Linked DNA regions of Mus musculus: region 2 is linked to region 1. A link is a loop called in an ENCODE intact Hi-C map of the cell type or tissue named here. Cell type or tissue: heart. All regions are shown on one strand. Each heading gives the region's core, and the rest is flanking DNA. Links, peaks and the distances in the headings are about the cores only.

The links. Peaks named below come from ENCODE experiments on the same cell type or tissue, not always from the same donor. Only the 100,000 strongest peaks of a DNase experiment are listed, where the experiment ranks them.
Region 2: a loop joins it to region 1, with 23 times the contacts of the local background. A loop is called at or near these places in 2 of 42 quality-filtered maps.

Annotation. Positions count from the first base shown.
Region 1 is chr17:25,588,977-25,600,458 of GRCm38, reverse strand. The region is part of intron 3 of Lmf1 (lipase maturation factor 1); the gene reads right to left. Among named protein-coding and RNA genes, the nearest start is that of Lmf1, 16 kb to the right of the region's middle. In heart, for the core only: CTCF peaks have their summits at 4,792 and 9,279 (motif pointing right); a DNase peak (open chromatin) is centred at 7,948; H3K27ac peaks cover 825 bases.
Region 2 is chr17:25,469,744-25,480,875 of GRCm38, reverse strand. Tekt4 (tektin 4) reads right to left here and starts at 9,286. Exons shown (of 6, transcript NM_027951.1): 1 at 8,621-9,286; 2 at 7,070-7,140; 3 at 6,617-6,760; 4 at 6,014-6,236; 5 at 5,163-5,317; 6 at 4,282-4,554. The coding sequence starts at 9,154. The coding sequence ends at 4,338. In heart, for the core only: CTCF peaks have their summits at 4,786 (motif pointing left), 6,048, 6,365 (motif pointing left) and 10,752 (motif pointing right); DNase peaks (open chromatin) are centred at 5,985 and 6,335; H3K4me3 peaks cover 2,258 bases; H3K27ac peaks cover 2,599 bases; H3K27me3 peaks cover 3,782 bases.

The DNA of each region.
Region 1 (11,482 bases), core at 1,444-9,443:
AAAATGAACCTCCCCCCGTGCTATACAACCACTGGGAGTGGCAGCCCTTCCTTCCTTGCAGAGGGGTTCCACAGAATGACCATCTATAGAGAAAGGGGAGCAAGACTTGACTCAGGATGTCTCAGCAGCAACCTCGGCAGCAGGATCCCAAATCAGTGTGACCTGGATGAACCACCCTTAACCCTCTACAATGTGTGTGGCTTCAACTCATATAAACCATGTGACACCCCTCCAAGTGGCTTGGGGTCCCCATCACTAAGGGACTGACTCAGGTACCTGCCTCCTTTGGGAAGCTGTAACTGGACACAGGAACACTAAGCAGGAATATCTTAACAAGGAAACGTCAGGTAAGTGTGGAAGCTCTCCCTGGAAGGGGCGGGGTGGGGAGGAGGGATCCTCCCAAGCCCAACATCCAGTTTATCCACTAGGAAGCATGGGATGGACCCAATCTGAGGCACATTCTGCAGAACATGCTACCAGGAGTGGACTACACAGTTGCCAACATGGGAAGTCAACAGGAGCCTGGGGGACAAGGACTAAGAGTGAAGGACACAGGAAGCTGATGGCATGGCGACTCCAGTAGTGGTCTATAGTTGGCCGTCAGGGTCTGAGGCTGGTTTCTCCGTGCCACTCACTGATGCCAGCAGCACTGACTCTCTCTGCAGTTCCTCTGTAATAGTGTGGCGCTATTGCAAGTTCATCTTCTAAGGTGTTGCTGGCACTGTTTTTCCAGGCACAAGGCTAGTGTCACAGTGCCGTTGTTGGTTGGGACACACCTGACCACTATGGGGCACAAGGGAACCAGGAGCTTGCACCTTTATCTTGGGAGCAACCTGGGAAGAGAGCAGGCCTCAACATAGAAGTCGGCTGGCCCTTGGATGCCAAAGAGGTCCTGCCATGAAACCAGCAGAGCTGCACTTCCCAGAGTGGGTGCTACTTGATAAATAAGGTGGTGGGTAACTGGACATCTGACAGCTGCATTGCAGCTAGGACCTGGGCGAGTCTAGAAATCTCTGATGGTGAGTGTGTACTGTTTAAAGTGACCAGTGAGACGGCAGCCCCTAGAAGAGTGAGACACACACAACACACCCCTCGCTCCCCACCTTCAGCCACAGAAGGGAGTTTTGGATCTGCCTGCTTGGCCCTGTAGTTACCACCCTAGCCAGGTTAAGTGTACCACTCCACCAGGCTGGCCCTCAGATGTCCCTGTGGCAGAGACACTGATGGGACCTCAGTGTGTGACTGGCTCAATCCCAGGGTTCCTATGTAGTGTAGAGGTGTGAGCACGGTGACCTCTGTGGGATGTCAAAGGGAAATGACCCTAAGAGACAGACAGAAACTCCGTGGCCCTACAGGTGCTCCTGCTGCAGTCATCTGTGTCTCACAGCCTGCCTGAGTCCCTGTGGTTGCCTACGGCACATGTTGCTCCTCACAGTGGCTTTTGATCGTCATCTTGCATTTAGCTATTAGTGGATTGAACCGCTGACTATGGGTCTCCACTTAATTGGCTGACAGAGCTGAGACAGATCCATATCATACTCAGGCTGTGGCCTGTCCCTGAGGCCAGCAAGCCTGATAGTGGTACACACTTTTTTTGCACACTTCTCGGGAACCCCAGGTCCACTCTTCTACTGGTCAGCAGTTCTGGCTTAGAAACATTTTGTTGAAAAACTGGAGACAACAGGTGATCCAGTGCCTCAATGAGCCACGCCGGCCCTGCCAAGTCCCTGGGCTGCAGTGACTCAGGGAAGGTGCACACGTCTTTCTAGGTAAAGACAAGAGCAGATGCCCCCTTCTTTTGCACAAGGACAGGGATCTTGCTATGGTGAGGCAATGCCCAGCCTCAAGGGGCAGACAGTAGTAGGAAGACAGGCAGGCACAGAGATGCAGAGACTCACGGGTAGAATTCATATCACAGGATATATGTGGAAGGATAAAGCCAGGCTGTGGGGTGGGGAATATTTGCTTGGCAGTCCTCAGGGACAGAGGGGAGGAGTAGGCAGCCAATACAGAAGCCACATAGTGCTCATAGATAGCACACAGATGTTTGCCTCTGGGGACTAGCAAAGTGGAGCAGGGGTAAAAGCACTTGCTGTGCAAGGCTGACAATCTAAACCCGATCCCCAGAAGCCATGTGGAAGGGTGACCTGACTCTAGAGAACTGTCCTTGAATCTCCATCCACATGCACACCAAGGCCCGCGTGCACCTGCACTACATACACACATCACGCACACATCAGGAACATGCAACAGCAATAAGAATAAAGCTCACCTCATCTCTGACTTCTCCTCACAGTCAGCCTATGAATGCCCTAGAGATGTCTATCATGGCGAGGACCAAACAGAAAACCAGCTACAGTGTGCCAGCCGTGGAGATGCATGCCTAAGAGGCGGCCGACACCGGTAACACACGTAGTGATCATACTTGGAAAGAAGGCATAGTATGCTGGACCAGAGGACAGGGACTGTCTAGAAGGACCTGTTACCCACTTCAGAGCCATTAGCGGTAGCCAAACCACATCAGTGGCCATCTCCTCCTACAGATGCACACACAAGAGCTGCCATTGTGACAGCAGGGAGCAGGGCTTCCTCTTTAAGAGTCTCTGTTTCAAGAACATCAAAGCATTTGCAGCAGACACTGGCATGTGGACACTAGCTGGGGCAGCCAGCAGAGTCTCTTCCTGTTCCTCACACTGGCAAAAGGCAGGCTTGCTGGCAGTGTTCACCCACGGCTACCAAGGAGCCTGGGAGGCAGGAAGTACAGGGGACACACAGGTGCTGGAGGGGCCAGGCCAGCTGGCGATCTTGATGGCGTCTGAAGAGACCAAAGCACTGCTCTAGCCTCTCAGCTGCCTGATGCAACCAGGACATCACACTTGCACAGGGTGGGGGGCACTTAGTGGGCAAGAAGCACACAGGATGGCCTGCCTTGCCTCAGACAAATAGTTGCAAGCTGGGTAAGGAGATGAGGATCCCACTGACCTGCTGCTGTCAGATGTCTCCTGTGGATGCGGGCGTGGGGGGGGGCGCTAACAGATGGCTCTTCAAAAGAATACTGCACTAGGTCTGGAGGGGGAGAAGGTCGTGGAAGTGGAAAAAGTGCTTGTTGACGCTGAGGTTTGTTTTCAGCGAGACACCAATACCTGAGGATTACACGGATCTCTAGGAAGCAGAGAGGGGCAGACCAACTAGTGGAAGAGAATCAGGCAAAGGCAGCTAACCTGCCTGCCCCACGATCTCCAAACCCAAATGTCGAAAACACATCTAGTCGAGTGGCACTAGAGAGGCTACAGAGAGAAACCTCCACAGCATGGGGAGAAAGAAGCATAGATTGTGTAACGTGCTTCCTGTAAAATGAAGATATCAAGAGGGTTAAGCAGTTCCACTGGAAAGTTTAGAATAAGTTGGTGAGATAAGATCAGAGATGAAAAACTTAACCACCAAAGGAGGACCAATTCTCGATGTCAGGGGCAGGGGTGGGAGGGAGGCAAAAGTGAACAGACAAAATAGTTGCAGCTCTCTATCTGGCCCAGAAGGCAACAATATTTGCAGAGACACAATAACGCACAGATTGTGTGTATTGCAAACCAGTAGCAATTATATCTGAACCACTTCTTGGTCCTTGGACTAAAGTCAAGTATAAACGATGTCTGTGACATAGTTCTGGTAGGATGTTGGAAATGGCATGAAGGGCCTGTGAGGGGTCCTTGCTACTCCTGACAGGCAGTACACGAGCAATGTCTAAAAGGGCCACACCAAGATCGAACCATGCACAGACCTCACTGGAAATACAAATTCGGGGACTGGCAAGATGGCTAAAGATGGTAAAGGTGTTTGATGGGCAGTTTTAAATATCAACTTGCCAGAGCCTAGAATTAACTGTGGCGAGAGTCTCAATTGAGGAACTGTCACGACCGAGTCAGCCTGTGGACATAACTGTGGGGATTATCTTGATGCTTCATTGATGAAGAAAAACCAGTCCATTGTTGGTGGCACCATCCCCTAGGCTGGCGCCGCTGAACTTTCTCCACCAAGCGTGAAGAAACAAGTAAATCTCACTTCTGGGGGTGGGGGCAGAGAAAGCCGTCGACAGCACAGATGTATTTATTCTCTCTCTGTTCTTGATTGTGGATATGATGTGATGGCTCCTTGTGCTCCTGAAATGGTGGATCGCAACTTGAGAGTTGTAAGCTGAATAAACCATTTCCTCTACTGTGTAGCTTTGATCAGTATATCTGATCACAGTAACAGAAATGAAACCAAGCTACCATATGGAGGCAGAAAGAAAGGGAGAAAGAAAGAAAGAAAGAAAGAAAGAAAGAAAGAAAGAAAGAAAGAAAGAAAGAAAGAAAGAAAGAGAAACAAACAACTCACTCCACAAAGTTGTCCTCTGACCTCTTCATGTGTGCTACAGTACGTGAGTGCTCACACACATCACAGACACACACATACAAATAATAATTTTTTAAATGAGAAACATGCTGCAAATACCAGAGTAAGTGCTAGCAGAGATCAGGGGGTTTATCTGGTGGGGAGAGCAGGATCTGGGTTGAGCACGTCCATGCGCACACCTAACTTCTTTGTTTTTAGCTATTAAAAGGATACTTTTTAGGTCATGGTCTAGCCAGAGTATAAGGAATCCAGAAGCTGATAAGCAGAAGATAATTTATAACTCCCTACACACACGGCATTGCTGTCTGTCTCTTTGGATGGCACCTGTCCAAAGTGGCATCGGTGCTGAAGGTTACAGAACGACAGTGACTGTCATCAGGGTGGAACAGGGATACAGCTAGAGGGCAGTGGTCATCTGTGTGTGCACTGCTACTACCAGGGAGGAGTCAGACAGTGGTGCATCACCTAAGCTGTCAGCTCCAAACACTGGACAATAAACCCTTTCCTTATCAGAGCTGGTGCACAGCAGAGGGCGGGGCATTTGCATGGTGCTGCACAAACCCAGGTTCCCAGCAACATAAAGCAAATTTTTATTTAAACTCTTAAAAATCTGATAAATAAAGCCAGTTCTTCCAGGACCACAAGAGAGGAGTTTCTGCCTGTTCTGCCTACGGGGAGCAGAAGAGAAACAAGCAAAGATGGCCTGGTGCTGGAGAGTGAGAGACTGGTGGTGAGCCAGAGAGCAAGATGGACAGACGGCTTGATGGGTGAGGCCACTCAGCAACCAAAGGCAGCTTCAGAAGGAACAAACTTGAAATCTGACAGATCATCACTATAGGGAACTGAGACCAAGTCCGCTGGGCTCAGCTGTCCTTGAGAGTGATTGGGGATGGAGACAACTTTCTACCCCAGACACACCCCATCTCCAAACAATCTGGCAAAAATAAAACTAAGAGGCGAGCCGGAGGAATTCCAGATAAAGCCCATCCAGCAGCCCCAGGACTCGAGTGAAGCAGCTCTTTTTCTAAGTCTCGGAACTCTGTTCATTAAAGGGAACCACCACGTTTGGGAAGTGGGAGTAGAAGCAGGCGGGACCCCGAGTGAGCAACAAGGAATAAGGAACACCCAGTAGCCCAGGCTAGCCTCAAGGTGACCTCGAACTGGGCTGCCCCTCCAGAGTGTGGGGAATACAGGCATGACTCAAAGCCAGGGCTTCCGGATGCTAGGCAATTAGAGACAGGGGTCTCACTCTGCAAACTGTCCCAGCACTCCTTGTGCCTCAGTCTCCAGCCTGCTAGGATTAAAGGCGTGAACCATCCCATATGGAAACATTCTCTTTCAGATTCAATTAGTGATTTTTTTTCCACTAGATTTAAATCAGAAAAAGGGGGAAGGAAGGGAGCAAGGGAGAGATACACAGGGGAGGGGTGCGGGTGTGTGTGTGTGTGTGTGTGTGTGTGAGAATCTGATCTCATGTCCCCATTTGGGTAAACACTGACCCTAGGCCCCTACCAAATGGTTGACTGAGGCAGTCTACAGCCAACATGCCACACAGTGGTCCTCCCGTGCTGGAACCAGATTTTTCTGGGCTCTCGTGAAGGATGTGATGGGACATGGTACTGGGACAGAGGGCCTGCTGTCATCCTGAGTTGACATTTTCAGGAAATGAGCTCTGTGAGGTTGGTCCTCCCCTAGTGACATACCAAGAGGTTAAGTCAATAGAGACAGGCCCCAGGAAGGAGACCTAGGTTGGCTTGCTGATGGCAGCTCCCGCGCTTAAGGCTGGCCTGGCCATTGAGGCTGCCGCTGACTGTGAGGATAACTTAATTAAGGAAACTGCTTTCCTGGAGCACTGGGGCTGGGAGTAGAGCAGAGCAAAAGACTGTAAACTGCAGCAGAGGGCATGCAGGCCGTTGCAGTGTCAGCCACAGGTCTGGAAACAGTTTCATGGAACCTGCTGGGCCTGGCCACCGTGCTAATCACTTCCTGCAGGCAGCTCTGCTCCCTCACTAATGGGTCTTAATAAAAACTTCCAATTGGGCCAGTAAACCCCTCATTAAGCTGTTTTTAAAGCATGAGTTTAAGAGCGGCAAGGGTGAAGGGTCACATGGAGCATTTAATTCACAACGGCTGGCAGGAGGCGCTGCCACGAAGGGAAACACGAGTGTCCCCGGCGTGTAAACATCCCATGTGGCCCAGGGCCTGCCAAGGATGGCCTGACAGCAGACCGAGCTCTCCACTTGGCATGGACAAAGCTCCCTGAATCATTAGACTATGGAAAAGATATGGAAAAGCACAGAACTCACGAGATAATCTGTGGGTACCGTTCCTGCCGTGCGTGCTGCCGTGAGGCCTGGGCCCTTGTGGACTGCATGGGAGCCATGGCTGCTCCTGCAGACCCCTGGCCTCTCTCCCCTGTGACTTACCCACTGGCTTGAAGCTTTCTCGGGTTACATGCTTTAAAGCTGTCCTCACGTGAGCTCACGGTGTGTTTACAGCTAATGGGTTGCACATGATCCAAGGCAAATGCCCAAGTGCCTCTGTGCATCCCTGCATCCGGACACTGCCGGGGGAAGCTGACACAGCAGAACTTCTGTCCTCAGCTGGTGAGGCACAGCTTCTTACTGAAATGAAGGAACCCGGACTCATCCAAACGCTAAGGTGCCCGGTTCTTATCCTGACCATGTTGGACCGAAACAGAGATGGCAAAGGGTCTTCTAGAATCCTTCTCTGCGACCCAGGGACCTTCATACCTGGGATATCCTTAGAGTATTAGATTCGTGCTGGCCTGAGTGGTGGTGGTGGGACCTAGAGGACATCAAAGGCCTCTAGTTACCCCAAACCTGTGTGCTCCCCTAAGGCACAGGGCTTCTCACAATCCCATACTCACAGAGCAGCCTGGTCTCCCTTCCTTACAGTCACCAGAGATAGTGTGATCTCTCCAGAAAAAAAAACCAGTGTGCCAAGGGGCTCAGGCAGCGAGAATGTGGAGTGTGGCCTACACTGCCCAAGCATCGCTTGGGAGGCAAGGCCTATACCCCATTCACCACAATCAAAGGACATACAAAAGGGTTTTGTGGTCTAAAACCCTCCGGAGGCTTCCGGAATGTGCCACATTTCCTGACTGCCTATCTGGACCTTGAGGACTTTACAGTATCTATCACCCAAGAGCCTAGCTGGAGGAGGCTGTGCTACTTGGCTGGACTCTATCATGCTGTTTTCTCCCAGGCCCTCCCCAGTCCTATCAGCAGGCAGCCCCTCTAGCATGATGCCCACAAGCCATCTCCCCCAGGACAGCCCTTGGAGCCAGAGCAGTCATCCTGTTGCTCCCTGTCCCCCACGGGCCATGCCTAGGAGACAGTCTGGGAACAAGACTGAGGAAACTTTGCAGGCAGAGTACAGGACTCAGGACCCAGAGATACGGTTGCAGTTCCCTCTCTAAACCCTTCCCAGTGCACACAGAGCTCAGCAATGGCCTGGAGCCCAGGGGAGACAGTGGCCCATGCCAGGGACAGTGACTGAGCTGGGGACAGTAGTCACAGCGTGTACAGAGTGTGCTGGGATGGTGCCTGCCAGGAGCAGCCCTGTCCTTCAGGAGACCTGAAGCCCTGCGGCTCAGCCTGGAAGGCTACTGCAGTTCTAGAGAACCAGGTGACGGGACATCAGCAATCACAGTCCCTCGGGGACAGGAGTTTCCTACATCCACAGGGGACAGGAGGAATTCTTTTCCAACCCAGTCTCTGACCTGCATGTTGCCCAGACAAGTCACCACTCACCTGCAGCCCACACAGCAACTGCATTTGTCTAGAAATGAGAGTATAGTACTGGGATAGTGACAGGTGACAGAGAGGAACTCAAAGCTGCCACAGCTAAGGGGGGCCTCTCAGAGAGACAGCAAAAAATTACTAATAAAAAACTTGAGTGTGTTGGGGAACTGTGATTGTCTGAGACATAGGAGGGCACCTGAAATGAGACCTCACTGCAGGGCCTCCTTACCCAGAATCCTTCACTGGCAATGGTGATGTGTACACAAAAGGCCAGTCCCCCCACATCACTGCTCACACTTGCCCAAGAACAGAGGTGACCGGGACCCTGTTGCTAGCACAACGGAGGGTGTCCCCCACGAGGCCCTGTCCACAGACCCTTCTAGACCTAATGCCTTTGAGTATCTCAGAGCTTCCTTGTTCTCCAGTGAGGGCTGGTGGGACTTTGGTATTGACCCATGGGTATTTGTATTGATTCAGTTTTAACTAATATAATATATTCATGTTAAGCTGGGTATGGTGGTGCATGCCTGTAAACTGGCATTTGGTAGGGTGAAACGGGAGGATAAGGAGTTTGAAAACAGTATGGGGTAGATAGGTAAGACTTCTTTCTTGAAATGAATAAACAAATAGATACAAATACAGACATACTACACACAGTGAGCAGCACACTGTACGGGGCTCCGGAAGCTCGGTGCATGTCAAATCACGATTCGTGGGGATAAAGCCCCACAGAGAGCTACCAGCCCGCAGCTCTACATTTTGGCTCTTAGTTCACTGAAGCCTCCATGTAAAACAGAGATGACTGGTACAATTAAGATCACACAGCCAGAAGCCGAGCGTGGTTAATCCCAGCACTCGGGAGGCAGAGGCAGGCGGATTTCTGAGTTCGAGGCCAGCCTAGTCTACAGAGTGAGTTCCAGGACAGCCAGGGGGCTGCACAGAGAAACCCTGTCAAAATCACACAGCCAGGTTGACAGACGGTGCTCACTGGGAGATCTGCAGCTCCTGTGGGTGGCAACATCGGGCCAGAGAAGAGAAACTCCAGAAGAGTCTTTATAACTTTGTGCATATGGGCATTGTGCCTATATGTCTGTGTTCCATGTGTGCGCAGTGCCCATAGAGGCCAGAAGAGGGCGCTGATCCCCTAGAACTGGAGTTATTTATGGTTGTGAGCTCCTAAGTGGGTGCTGTGATCTCAACCCAGGTGCTTTAGAAGAGCAGCCAGTGTTCTTTTTTTCCTTTGTGTGTGTGTGTGTGTGTGTGTGTGTGTGTGTGTGTGTGTGTGTGTGTGGAGACAGGGTTTCTCTGTGTAGCCCTGGCTGTCCTGGAACTCACTCTGTAGACTAGGCTGGCCTTGAACTTACACAGATCTGCCTGCCTCTGCTTCCCAAGTGCTGGGATCAAAGGTGTGGGTCGCCATCACCTCCCGGCTGCAGCTCACTCCAGCCCTTCTAGAAAAGTCTTCACCTGGTGCACCTCTGCCCGCCCTGTGCTGCCTACCCAGATGGGCCTTTGTTCTCTGTGACAGCAAGAGAAATGGAAGGCAGGGATACAGCAGCACCACCAGCTTCCAGGTAGCTGTACCACGAGGTAAGATAGAGCTTGTAAGTGCCAGCAGTCAAGGACACAGACCAATGGTGACTAGGCAGGGGTTTTCCTCTAAGTTCCTGAGGCGACCACCTGAAGGTCTTCTGCTGTTCATAAGAATTCCAAGTTCTTTTGTATCTTACCCCCTTCCCTGCTATGTGCCTGGAACCCCGGGGATACCCCACTGCCCACATTCCAAGATGGGGCAGCCACTGCCAAGCAGTGGCCTGAAGATGTGTGGAACACTTGCTACTTCTCATCGTGCCTGTCCTGTGACACAGCCACAGCTCCGGAGAGTGCTGGCACCGAGCACACAGAGTGCCTCAGACTTGACTTTTACCAGTCATTGCCAGAACCCTCTACACCAAGGAGCAAGGATCCCATACAGATACAGGAGTCAAGGCCTCAAGGTTTCCATATTCATAACCAGACAAAAAAGTAATCTTGTTGCAATTTCAGATAAGCAGTGTTCATTAAGAAAAGAGGGTTTGTTCCCGGAAGCACTGGAGAACACAGGGTTCCCTGGGGGATGTTGATACAGAAATAAGAAATAGATACAAACATCCTGGACTATTGTGTCCCGACCAGCCACAGTGATCCTGCTCTCAGCTGTGTGGGAAAGACGCTGTCAGCTCAGCTGAACAGTTTAGCAGATACACAGGTATCTGTCTACTCAGGGAACTAAAAATGAGGGGAAGCACTCAGCGGGAACTAAAAATGAGGGGAAACATTTACTGTGGCAGCAGACTGATGGCCTTGCATTTGCCAATGGATCCCCTTTTCTCCAACTGCAGGGAACACTCAGTAGGTGAGACTAAGAACATAGACCCGACAGTGACTTGGGACTCAGGCCTCACATCTGAAGCCACATAGGATAGGCAGGGTGTGGCCCAGACACACAAGCACAGCATGGGTAACTGCAGTGGGGTCAAGGTGCCCCCTGTGGCGTCCTTGGGTAGAACTGCAGGTCAGTAAAGACACCCTCCCCCACCCCCTCACTCTCCCCTTACAAAGCATCGTTGTCTTTTATTGTGGGACTCTAGAGTTGGGCCACCTTACGTGTAAGTCCCCAGGCTCTCAGCTTCCTGGCCACTTGGGGGCTGGCTTCAGACACTCGCTAGTGATTATCAACTGGTGTGGGCTGGGAGCATCCAAATGCTTTACTAGTCCAGTGCCCTGTACTTGCTACACTGCCTGCCCTGTCCAATGAACACACCTCCGTGCCGCTCAGTGGGCCACAGGACTCTAAGATGCACACTGGGGAGGGGCCTCCAGTACTTCTCCCAAATGCCTTCTCTAGATATCACCTTAGTAATAACTAACTACCATTATTCCCTGAAGTTCCCTGAAGCACTGGAGAAGAAAGGGTTCTCTGAAGCAGCTATGCACATCTTGCTTCACACCCTGAGACACACAGGACCTTTGTGTCCTGACCAGCCGCACCAACCCTGCCCTCGGGAGCTGCCATTACTTTATTTTGTTTTTTTTGAGCTGGGGTCTCACTATATGGGATTAAAGGCGTGTGCTATCACACCAGCCACCTTCTTTTCAAGATTGACTTATGTTTATTTTATGTGCCTGTGTGCTTTGCTTGTATGCATATCTTTGCACCACACACCCGCAGAGGCTAGAAGAAGACACTGGATCCCCTTGGAGCTGGAGGTACAAGTGGTTGTTAGCCTCTGTGTAGGTGCTTGGAACCAAACTTGGTTCCTCTACAGAAGTACTAAGTGCAC
Region 2 (11,132 bases), core at 3,133-11,132, 120 kb after region 1:
CGTCTCTGCTTGACCTGGCTGATGAAAACAGTCGAGAATTCTCCCTGAAAGAAGTAAGTAGCTAGTGCCAGGGCTGGAGCCTTCTCTGTGGTCTTCTAGGAAAGATGGCAACCTAGGTCTGAGCATTGGTCTCTGGAACAAATGGGCTTTCACAGCAACTCAGCAGGACCAGGTGCAACCCCTATAGCAGAAAAGACAGTGACATCAGTGAGGGATAGTACTGGCCCCAGTCACCTCTAGCCCCCAGAGTCCCTCTCTCTGTGACACCCTCACTGGTCCCTAAGAAGATATGCCCTCTGATGGGGTAACCTGGGACTCTCCCAGTTGGTAAAGTATGTAGGAGAAGAGCCTTTCCAGGAGTTGAAGGCTAGGGAGCAGTATGGGGTTTTCAAGTCTCTATCTGCTGGGGCGTGGGGGGCAGGGCTGTCTCTCTGGTCAGGGGACAGACGTATGTGTCTATGGATGCTGAGCAGAGGGGTCAGCATTCAGGGTGACTCAGTGAACAGGACATCGAGTCTCAGGCCAGAAATAGCTCTGGCTGAGAGCAGCCACCAGCATCACCGTGACGACAGGGTGTCATGGCCCCCAGCGGTAGATGTCCTGCTGTGCCAGGGAAAAACTATGCACACGCTTTGCCGTCCCTTGCCCAGAAGCCTGCAAAGGTTTGCTCTCTATGGTACAGCACTGGGAGCCTGGAAGCTTGTGCCAGAGAGGGCAGCTGGGGTGCCCAGGCATCAGAGACTTAGCAACTTAACACTCTATGAATAACACCCTCCCCCTCCCCCCATAGAGGTGATCAGTAGTCCAGGAAGGTGATGGGGTAACTTAGCAGAGATAACTTGGTGAGCATCAGAAGTTTGTCCAGGCCCCCAGTTCAGGGCATGGACTAAGTGACAGGAGGAGGGGCCTGAGGCCACGTGCACAAAGACAGACCCCACAGCAGCCAGTTCAAGGCAGAATGGGTAATAGGTCCATAGTTAGAGCCATAGGATCAATTCTTGGTTTCCAAGAGAGTGACCATGTGGTCCAGACAGGTGGCTCACTAGGCAAGGAGACCTGTGTGGTTGGAGGGAAGCTGAGGGGCAACCCAGGTAAGGCAGGGCAGCCTGTATCCAGGCTCAGCCATTCAGTGTTCTAGATGGAACACAGGGTTGACTCTGAGACACTGGGGTCCCTTGATGGTCACATGGGGCTGGGGAAGCTGGCCATGGCCCTTTCTTTCCACTTCTCCTCCAACAGGTCATGCCCGCCTGCTATGGAATCCTCTCCTTCAGCCATAACAGTTCTTAGCATTGCCAACAGAGAAGCTGTGAACGCTTATGTGTGACCCTCACGATCGGAGCTGCTGACTTTCCTCATCAAAGGAGAGGGTGGGAGGGTTCCACACTCCTCAACAGTGACCTCAGCCCTTCCTTCCTACCCCTTCGTGTCAGCTGTGTGCAGTCTCAGTGGCTCAGGAGATGTTAGAGTATATAGAACATCAGGGTTACCTCGGGGATGGAGTGGTGTGAGGTGGCAGCTGTGCAGGGGTGAGATGGTTCAGTGATGCAGCTGTTGGGGTGAGGGTGTGCCCACGTGGCTGTAAGTAACCCCTCACCCATGTTCTGTAGGTAAAGCCATTTAACATACTCATTGCCTTGACAAGCTAGAACTGGGTGGATCCATACTTTGGTCTGTGGTTAGTGCCCTATACAGGGGTGGGGGGGAAGCAGCAGAGAGAGGGTGGGGTGGGGAGAGGAGAGAAAGTGTCCTCCAAACCCCCAGGAAAAGTTCAAGCAATCCAACACTTGTCCCATAGACATCCCTGGACAGCACAGCCCTTGGGAGAGCACCTGTGTTTCCTCTTTCAACTTTAAACCATGGACCCAGATGGGGCAGATGGCGTTACATGGCAGTCTCCTTAGCTTGGACATGACCACTGCTATCTTGAATCACTCAGCCTGAGACTCTTGAGATCCAGCCTATGGGCTGACTCTCGGAGGGGGAAGTCTCAGAGGTCCTCATGGCAAACTGCCGTCCTCCAGAGGAGGTAGAGCTTGGCTGGGGTGGTGTTGGAGGAATCTTTGGGTTTTTGAGAGCTATCCATGCTGCTGGTGGGACACTTTAGTGGTGCAGTTGCCCATAAGCTGCCCAAGGAAACTCCAGATGGTATACCTGCCTTAGGGTACCGACAGGTACCCACAAGTAATACGGTAAATTCCCCAGCTCACTAAGCTGGACTTGGCCGGACCCCTTTCTTTGGTCTGTCAGTGCCTGCACCTAGCTGGACTGACTAGAGTCTTCTCATGAAAGGTCATGTGGCAGAAGGACATCCCAAGGCAGACAGACGACCCTCCTGCTTGCTGTGGTAGCTTGGAATCCTTGCTCTGTTATCTCCCTATGCCTGGGACATGGAGTCAGAGGGGTTCTCCTGGAGTAAGCTACAGGGATCTCTAGCAAAGAAATGGCTGCTTGTGTCTGGATGGTCTCACAGTGGCAGCAGCTTCCTCATTACCTTGTGGTCACCAGCTTCACCTGAAGAAATCAGACCCTAGGGGTAAGGCTCACTTGCATGGCCCAGGTGTCTGAGGCCACAGGTGGGGGGTTTAATCTCCTAGCTCTTTGGGGTGTGAGCATGAGGGGCCAGAGGCCCTCCTCACCTTGCTTTCTCCAGTTATAAAATGGCAGGGCCCACCGTGGTGGGGTAACACATGGCATACTTAAAAGAGTGACCAGCTGCCCTGCCTTCAAGTCTGTGCACCATCCCACTGCTAGACCACCATCCTTGGGGAGTCAGAGGCAGCCTGCCTGCTCTGCTGATGGGAGCAAACAGAATGGCCTCGATGGAGACTGAGAGGCCGCCTCACCTCTCAATCATCCAGGAAGCTCAGATTGATCCTCTTCCTGGATGGTTTCTACTTCCCTGGGAGAGGCCAGGGGCAAGTGGGCAGCTCGAGTGCCCTTCAGCCTCTGCTCCTAGCCTCTCACCTATAAGGTATCGGGGTGCAGGCCCACAGGTGTCATGTACCCCTAAACCTATCCTATGGCAGCAGTACCCGGGGCACATTTTTAACGGCACCCCAAAGAGCAGGCACAGCTTTCTGGCTGTCGCTGTGGTGACCAACAACAGTAACAAGTGGCATGGTTTCCGTGGTGACATGTCCTCTGAATAGTGTAATGAAGGGAGGACCCGATGTCTCACCCACCCCTGACTGCAGGGGCTGAAGAGAAAGGATAAAGGCTACGGCAACGAAGGCCCGGGACTGGGGTTGTCTGGCAGGTAGGTGCTGGTGGCAGGGTCCTAGGCTGACCTTTCTGTCTGAACTGGGCCACTCTTTCAGGGACCACACATCTTCTCAGGAAGCTGATAAGAGCCCACTGCATACACATCCTCCCAAGGGAACCAAGGACAATGTGTCCAGGGAATTGAAGAGCCTGATCCAGGTAAACTCCAGAGTAGATGAGAAACCACCCCATCAGCCCAATATGGTTACATTCTCCCCTGGTCCAGAACTAGCACCGTGGTGTCTGCTGTGAAATCCAGGCTGCCACCTCCAGGAAGCCCTGTCTGTCCTCAATTGTCCCCACACAGCTGTCCCACATCCCTCTCCAGGCTTTGATTTCCAGGAACACTCTGATGTCTGTAAAACCCACCTCTCCAGATGTTGACCTGCAAGGAGCATGGGGACACGTGGCAATTTCCCCTGGAGCAGATATCACCAGACAGGGGAGCAGGGGCCAGAATGGGGTCTGGTGTCTATCTATGTGTGGGTAGCTTGTGGTGGTGGCGGCATATAACTCCCCTCCCTTCCCCCAACAGTCCAGGACAAGAAACAAGTCCCCCTACCCCTGAGTCACAGTCACAGGGTTTAACGCCCCTCCTGGCTCCATCCTGGGAGCCCTGGACAGTGAGCAGTGCTGAGTTTGGGGGGGGGGAGTAGTTGGGTGTGATTGGGGTGGGGTTCTGCCTGGATAATTTCTCTGAGTGGGGCTGACTGCAGGAGAGCCATTGTCATCAAAGGGAGGTGAGCCAAGCCTCAGGCCTGGGAGATAAAAGGGAGAGAGAACAATGCACTATGCCCAACAGACACACAAGTCCCTCGAACTGCTGGTGACATAGGAGAAACCAGGCTTGGTGGGGCTCTAAGTGGGGCTGTGGGGGAGTACCTGGCCTCACCTGGACAGACCATTTCCCCTGAAGTGTGGAAGATGATAGGCTCTTGGACAAAGCCTGGCTGTGTCAGTTCTGAAATACCTGTCCAACCGAAAGCCTCTTCACCCTGCCCCACGCCACTCTAGGCGGAAAACTAAAGAGCTCTTTATTTGAATGAAGCAGTGAGGCCAGGTGCCAGCCCCAGTCACTGGTAGCCAGCCAGCTGGAGGACACTGGGGTAGCGGTTGCGGTGGGTCATACACTTCTGGCGGTCGATAAAGAGGCTGTTGGTCTTGACTGCGATGTCCTTCTCCAGACTCATGCGTGAATCCTCCAGGTTCCGCAGTGCCTGCTCCGCATCCTGAAGCTTCTCCTTTAACGCTCTGAGGGACATGTTCAACTCCTCCACCTCGCTCAGCAACCTGCAAGGAAAGGAACAGTAAGCTGGGGGAGAGACAAAGGAAAGGGCAGTGACGCTACAGAGGATCCCAACAGGCTTACACAGACTCCACCAAAGTGGCAAATGTTGCAAAAATTCCTGGGAACTTGCATGGGTTAAAAAGGCCCTCGTTTCTAGTCCAAAGAGGGCCTCCCTCAGCTGCGCTGAAGCAGGGAAAGGGAGTCTTGAAACACTGCCACCTTGTGGCGAAAATAAGCAATGGCATCCTGAAAACTGATTTATAGAACAAAATTACGGTAGAGGAAGAAGGAAGAAGACAGACGCTTATGCTTAGAAGGGCATACTGGAATTGCCCTGCCAGGCTTCCCTGCCCTGTGGCCTCATGAATCTTAGGTTTCCAGACTCTAGGCTTCTTCCAGGAAGGCAAAGCATCCCAGAGTGTTGCACAGGATCCTGTGCTGTTTCTGACACTCAAAACCCCTCCAGAGCCCTCCCCACAAGCACTATGTCTGCTCATATGTAGGACTGATCCTGCAGGAGGGGCTCATGGTAGCCTCAAGTACTGAGTAAGACTAAAGGGCCTCAAGGATGACCCCAGCCTTCCAGGGCTGCTCAAACAGCAAGCAGTACCTGAACTGGGCATTGTCCCGGCACAACTCCACATTGGGCCGGTGTGACCGCTGGTAAAGGCGAGTCTGGGCCACACGCAGAGGGGCCTCCTTGTCCTTGATGGCCTGCTTCAAGGCTGCAATCTGGTGTTCCTGGTCTGTGATCTCCGTCAGGGTCTGTAAGGGCAGTATGTGAACCTGAGGCTGCCTCAAATTCTGGAGCAAACAGGGCACCTGCCTATCCTAACCCAGCATGTGGGATGGGCTAAACCAGTTGCCCTTAGTCTCCCAGCCTTGACAAGACACTCTGAGTCCTCCGCCTGTGTCCAGGGGCAGCCCTGTACAAGGCTCTCAGCGGGTCTCATGAGTCGGGGCAGTCTGTTTGCTCTCTAATGCTGGCTACAAAAGTCAGGTCTTAGAGGCTAGATAGGCCACAACGGGAATTTAGAAGCAGGACCCCAAAACCACTCTCTGCTCCCATACTATCTTCTTCCCAACCCCATAGCACACAGCTCCTGCTGGTCAGCAGTGGAGGTGCCAGAAGATCACTCCCCAAAACTGCTTTTACATCAAATCAGAGAATCTACAGAAGTGTATGGATGTCTGCTTCAGGGTGAGCTGGTCACAGAAGGACTCTTGAAGCCAAGTGGTGACTTAAGCAAAGTGGATAGCAACCCTGGTCCCTGTGGATAAGGGAACCCAAGTCCTAGGCAAGGGATGGGCGTGGCTTGAGTGGGGTCCGAGCACGAGAAGGAGACATGCACAGATGTGAGTAGGTGTATCCTAAGCATGGGATGGGCTCGCTGGTAGGCGTGTCCTGATGTGCTCAAACAAGTGGGCGTGTCCAAAGGCGGGCGAGCCCTGCGCTCCCACCTTTCGAAGGTGGTACTGCAGCTTCTGGAGTGAGTCGTCCAGCTCTTGGCAGCGGCTTGAGAAAGCCGAGTTCACTGCATCGCACTGTAGCCGCAGGTCCTCGGCCGTATCCCGCAAGATGCAGTCAATTAACTTCCGCAGGTTAACCGAGGCTAGCCGCTCGCGCTCGGCTCGAAGCAGGTTGTCGTGATTGAACTTGGCCCACGTCTCGGGCGTGGAAGCACTGAGGGTGGAAGTTGCGGCCTGGTCAGGGTGTAGTCACACAGAGACTCCCGCACTGTCAGCGATCCCCAGTGTACCCCGGATTCCTCCCTCACACCGATATACCGAGGTTCTCCCATGCCTCTAGAGATCCTTTGCTTGCCCTCTACTGGTCACGAGCAGAAACGCTTTCCAGGCCACCCACAGGGCACTAGCCCTGTGTGAATTGTGGGTGCCAGGCACTTGAGTAAGGGGCTTTCCAGTTAGTCCACCCCAACAGCAGACAGAGGTTCCCCAGGAGAGCTGGGCCAGGTTCTCGTGGGGGCAGGAGTCCTTCCTCAGATTTTGGAAGTAGAGCGGAGAGTGGCAGGGACAAACGGGTTACAGAGCCTAGAATCCTACCTCTCCTCGAACTTGCTGGAATGCGGATAGAACTGCACCTGGGTGCTCTCATTGGTGTAGCGGGAGCAGGTATCGTCAATGTTGTAGACTTCCACTTTGTCCGACCAGTTCATCTCACACGACTCCTTATGCTCCCTGTTCAGCCTGGAGGGCATGAGGGGGGGGGGCGGGGTTTAGGGCTCACTGTGTGCCAGGGAGCCCTGGGAAGCAGGCCCCATTTCAGCTCCAGTTTGTGCTCAGACAGCCTTCCATGGCCAGCAGTGCCCAGGTTCCAGAGCAAAAGTGGAGATGGTTGTATTCGCTGAGCAGAGCCTGCATTCCACTAGCTAAGATTTGGAAGCCTTCTGACCTCTCAGCCACAGTGTCAGGTCCCTACCTGTCCTGCCTCCACCTCAGACCAGCCTTGGGGACAGAGTCCAGCCCTCGGGTCCCTCAGGGGCTGCTGTGACCCACCGTATCTGGTCCACGGCTTGTCCTATCGTCCTCTTCAGGAGTTCCTGGATGTTCCTGATCAGCTCGGTTTCCTGGAAATGAGACCGGTCCTCTCTGAGCAACCCTGCTCAGAGACTCGGGGACTCAGCAGGAGCCAAGGTATGGACCTCACCAGCATTGACTTTTTGCCTTAATCTCTGTCCCCCCTCCACCCCCAGAAAAAGGTTCAGCCCTTGTGTGCGACGTTCACTCCGGGTAGTGTTAGCATGTTGCAAGTGAGTGTCTCCTCTAAAGGGTATCTTTTTGCTGTTGGGTCACCTAAGACAGCTGTCCAGACTCTGGGATCATCCCCAAAACTCCCACAGTTTCCTGAGGAGCATACCAGCCTTATATCGAGCTCTATACTGCCTCTGAGGAACTCAAGCCCACGGGACATCAGATGCCCTCTGTCTGCCCACTTCCCACCAAGAATAGGTAGGAAACTCTAAGTTTCCTTTAACCCCAACATTTTCTGGGTGCCAGGATTATCTTGTGCTCAAACCCACCTGGGCCATGATCTCCAGTGTCCAGTGTCCTCGGTCCCTCTCCCATCTCTGCACCCACTGGCCGAAGTGGGCAAGGCCTAGGGGTAGGACAGGAGTTCTCTGGGGCCCCAGCCTGGCGGTTTATTCCCCAGCTCCATCATTCATCCTTGCCCATGGGCCTGAGGCTACCACAGGAGGCGCCAGCTCTGAGGAATTCCCAGTTGTGTGGCACCCAGGCTGAGTGGCCCCATAATCACACAAGACTCCCCAAAGCAAGCTGCGCTGGGGTTTGAGGGAAAGGTACCCGATGAAGGGAGGGGGACGTGGCAGGGTTTGTTTTCGGTTCAGTTTGGGTTTTGGTGTTTGTTTAAGAGTCTCATATGTAGTCCAGGCTGGCCTGGAGCTCGTGTTCCTTCCTCAGTTTCCCTGACACTGGGATTATAGTGTATACTAGGAGAACATTGAAGCTCAGGCTCTGGGGTTCTGGGGCTCTGGGGAGAGAGAGCAGATGCCATGGGCATCCACAAGCCCTCCATACATGCAACACTGGCTGGCCCGGCTTTCTACCCTGAACACCAATAGCACTGCAAGGGGCATGCATGGTGGTACGGGGGAGCCTTTGGCTTAGCCAAAAACAAAACAACCTCAGCCAGAAGAATGTGGCGCACGCCTTTAATCCCAGCACTTGGGAGGCAGAGGCAGGTAAATCTCCTAGTTTGAGGCCAGCTTTGGTCTACAGAGTGAGTTCCAGGACAGACAGAGATACACTGAGAAATCCTGTCTTGGAAAACAGACAAACAAAAAAGCCCAAAGCCCACCACCACCGACAACAAAAATCCCCTCAGAGTCAGACTGAACGTCTTTGAAATCTTATGGGCTGGAAGGAATCCCACAAGAGAGAAAGTTACTTGGATGTGGTAGAAATTCCGCTATCTGAAGGATCAGGAGTCCTGCATAGGCACAGTGCTGTGTGAACCCTAAGGCCCTGTGTTATCTCTATGAGAGCCAGAGCCTGCCTCCCACGCTGAGCCCGAGCCACTGGTTGCACCTTCAGTAGCTCCACCTCCACATAGTCCCGGACAAGGTCTGGGTGCTGGCGGCGTTCTCTGCACTGCAGGTTGTCAGTAGCAATGGAGTAAGGCACGGAGGTGGCATCCAAGGCGCGCTGTAGCCGCAGCTTCTGGGCCATCATCAGGTCCGTCTCGGAAGACAGCTCGTCTATCTCTCGCTGCAGCTCTGACTTCCAGCAATGCATGTCCTCCAGGCGCTCTCCCACCTTTCTTGTGGAGTCAAGTTGTGTGCGCTGGGCCAGTGCCCCAGTCTCGGCTACCAGCTGCCCGCTCTCATGCCGCTGCCGCTCAGAGTAGTCCCGGTCTGCGAAGGCCTGGTGGTAGCGGGCATAAGAGTTCTGAAACCACTCGTCCCTCAGGTATTTGGCTGTGCGGAAGCCAGCGGTGGCCAGACCCGAGGACGTGTAGGCGCCAGTATTGCAGGCCACTTCATATTCTTTGCGCGGAAGCTCACAGACATCTATTGACTGTGGGGCCGGCTCCTTGGTCAGGAGCACGCCCGTTTGGGCCATGGTACCCACTGCCTGGCTAAGCAGGAAGGGAGGCGGAATGAAGAGAGGGTCACTGGGCAATTGTCCAGGCACGATCAATGGAGCAGTACTGGTCACTCTGTCCCAAGCAAGGTTCCTGGTTGCCTAAGGAACATTGTATACACCAACTGCCTCCTGTTGCTGAGCAACAGGGTCACTCAAGGGGGAGGAGCAGAACTGCCCTCTTAAAGGGCCAAGCAGTGTCTGGGAACATAGCTGGGTAAAAGGTAAAAATGTTTGCCTCGCAAGAACATGAGTTTGTTTCCCAGGACACAGGTGGGGGCAGGGGGGGATGGGTGTGGTGGCATATGCTTGCAATCCCTGCACTGGGACGGCAGAAACGGTTAATCTGTGGTGTTCACAGGCCAACCAGCCCAACTGTATTTGACGAGTGAAAGACCTTGTTGAAAATAAGGTTGGCCAGGCATAGTGGCAAATACTTCTAATGCCAGCACTCAGGAGGCAGAGACAAGTGGAGCTCTCTGATTTCAAGGATAGCACGGTCTACGTAGTGAGTTCCAGCTTGGTCTGGGCTATATAGCAGGACCCCCATCTCAAACAAAACCCCCAATAACAACAAAAACAGACAAAACCCCAAAATGGATGGTGCTTGAGAAATGTCCCCTAAGGTTTCCAATGCACACAAATACTCATATGCCCATGTGCGTGCGCATGCACAAGCTCTCTCTCTCTCTCTCTTTCACACACACACACACACAGACACACACACACACACACAGGCAATCCCCAACTCTCAACTCTTCACCACACTGTGATCCGAGCCACAGAGGCTCAGGACTTGTTCCCTGGGACCCTTGGGCTCCAGGGCTGGGGTAGTGAAGGGCCTTGGGGTCCAGGGCTGGGGTAGTGAAGGGCCTTGGGGTCCAGGGCTGGGGTATGAAGGGTCTTGAGGTCCAGGGCTGGGGTAGTGAAGGCTCCAAGGTCCCTGACACCCCTGCCCTCCTCCCTGGCTCCTTGGCTCCTTTTCTGAGATGTTCTTCCATGATCTGGTCCTGAGTGTGGGCTTTGCCCTGCTGGAGGAGGACGGAGGAGGTTCTGCCTACTTAACGACCCCTTTGGGTGATCTGTGGGAGGTGGGGGCCATGGAAATGTGAGCAGGTTCCTCAGCCTGAGAAGTGCCTCTCATCCTCAACATTACCCTAAGCCACCCTAGGACTCCACAACTTGGCCCATTGCGCATGTGGTCTGAACCCCGCATGCAGGCCCAGAGGACCAAACATCCACCCTACCTCAGCCTCCAGGACTCACTTTGGGACCTGAACCCATGAGAGTATCCACAGCCACCCTGACCCCATCTATTCCCAGGGCCACTGTGTAAGGGCCAGCCCCTCTTCTTCTTCCTGTATCCCATAGCTGGACTTAGATCAGAGCCTCCTGGGGATTTGGGTCAGTGTTCTGAAGGGGGTTCACCCACTGAATGTATCTGGAGTCACGTATCCTGATCTGCTCAAAAAGGGGAGGCACTTTCTGTCTGGGCAGTTGTTCCCAGGACACTAGTTAGATAGGAAATCCTGCCATCCAACCTGGGCATTAAGAAACCCTAGTCGATAGCCAGTGTGACCAAGAGAGGGCGACATTGACTGCAGAATGTGCCAGCCACCTATTCCTAGTTCCTGACCATTCTGTGGTCTTCCTCCCTCCCCTCCCACCTGGTCTTCCCCAGAGGCTCCTCACATACTAGGTCCTCTCTGAAAGAAATCCACACCCTTAGCCAGCACAGGGTCTACTGCCACAGCCCCTCAGCCTCTCCTCTCCCCACTGTCCTATCCCGTTTCCCGCCTCGAGAACCTCAGGCTCTCTCTGCTCAGTGCACAGGCTTGGTTTCACCCACACACCTCTGTCCAGGCTGTGCATTCCTCCCCGCCCCCCCCCCGCCCCGACCCTGTGCTGACTCCCTAGCAGTTAGCCCCTCACTCACTTCACACTCCATGTCAATCCT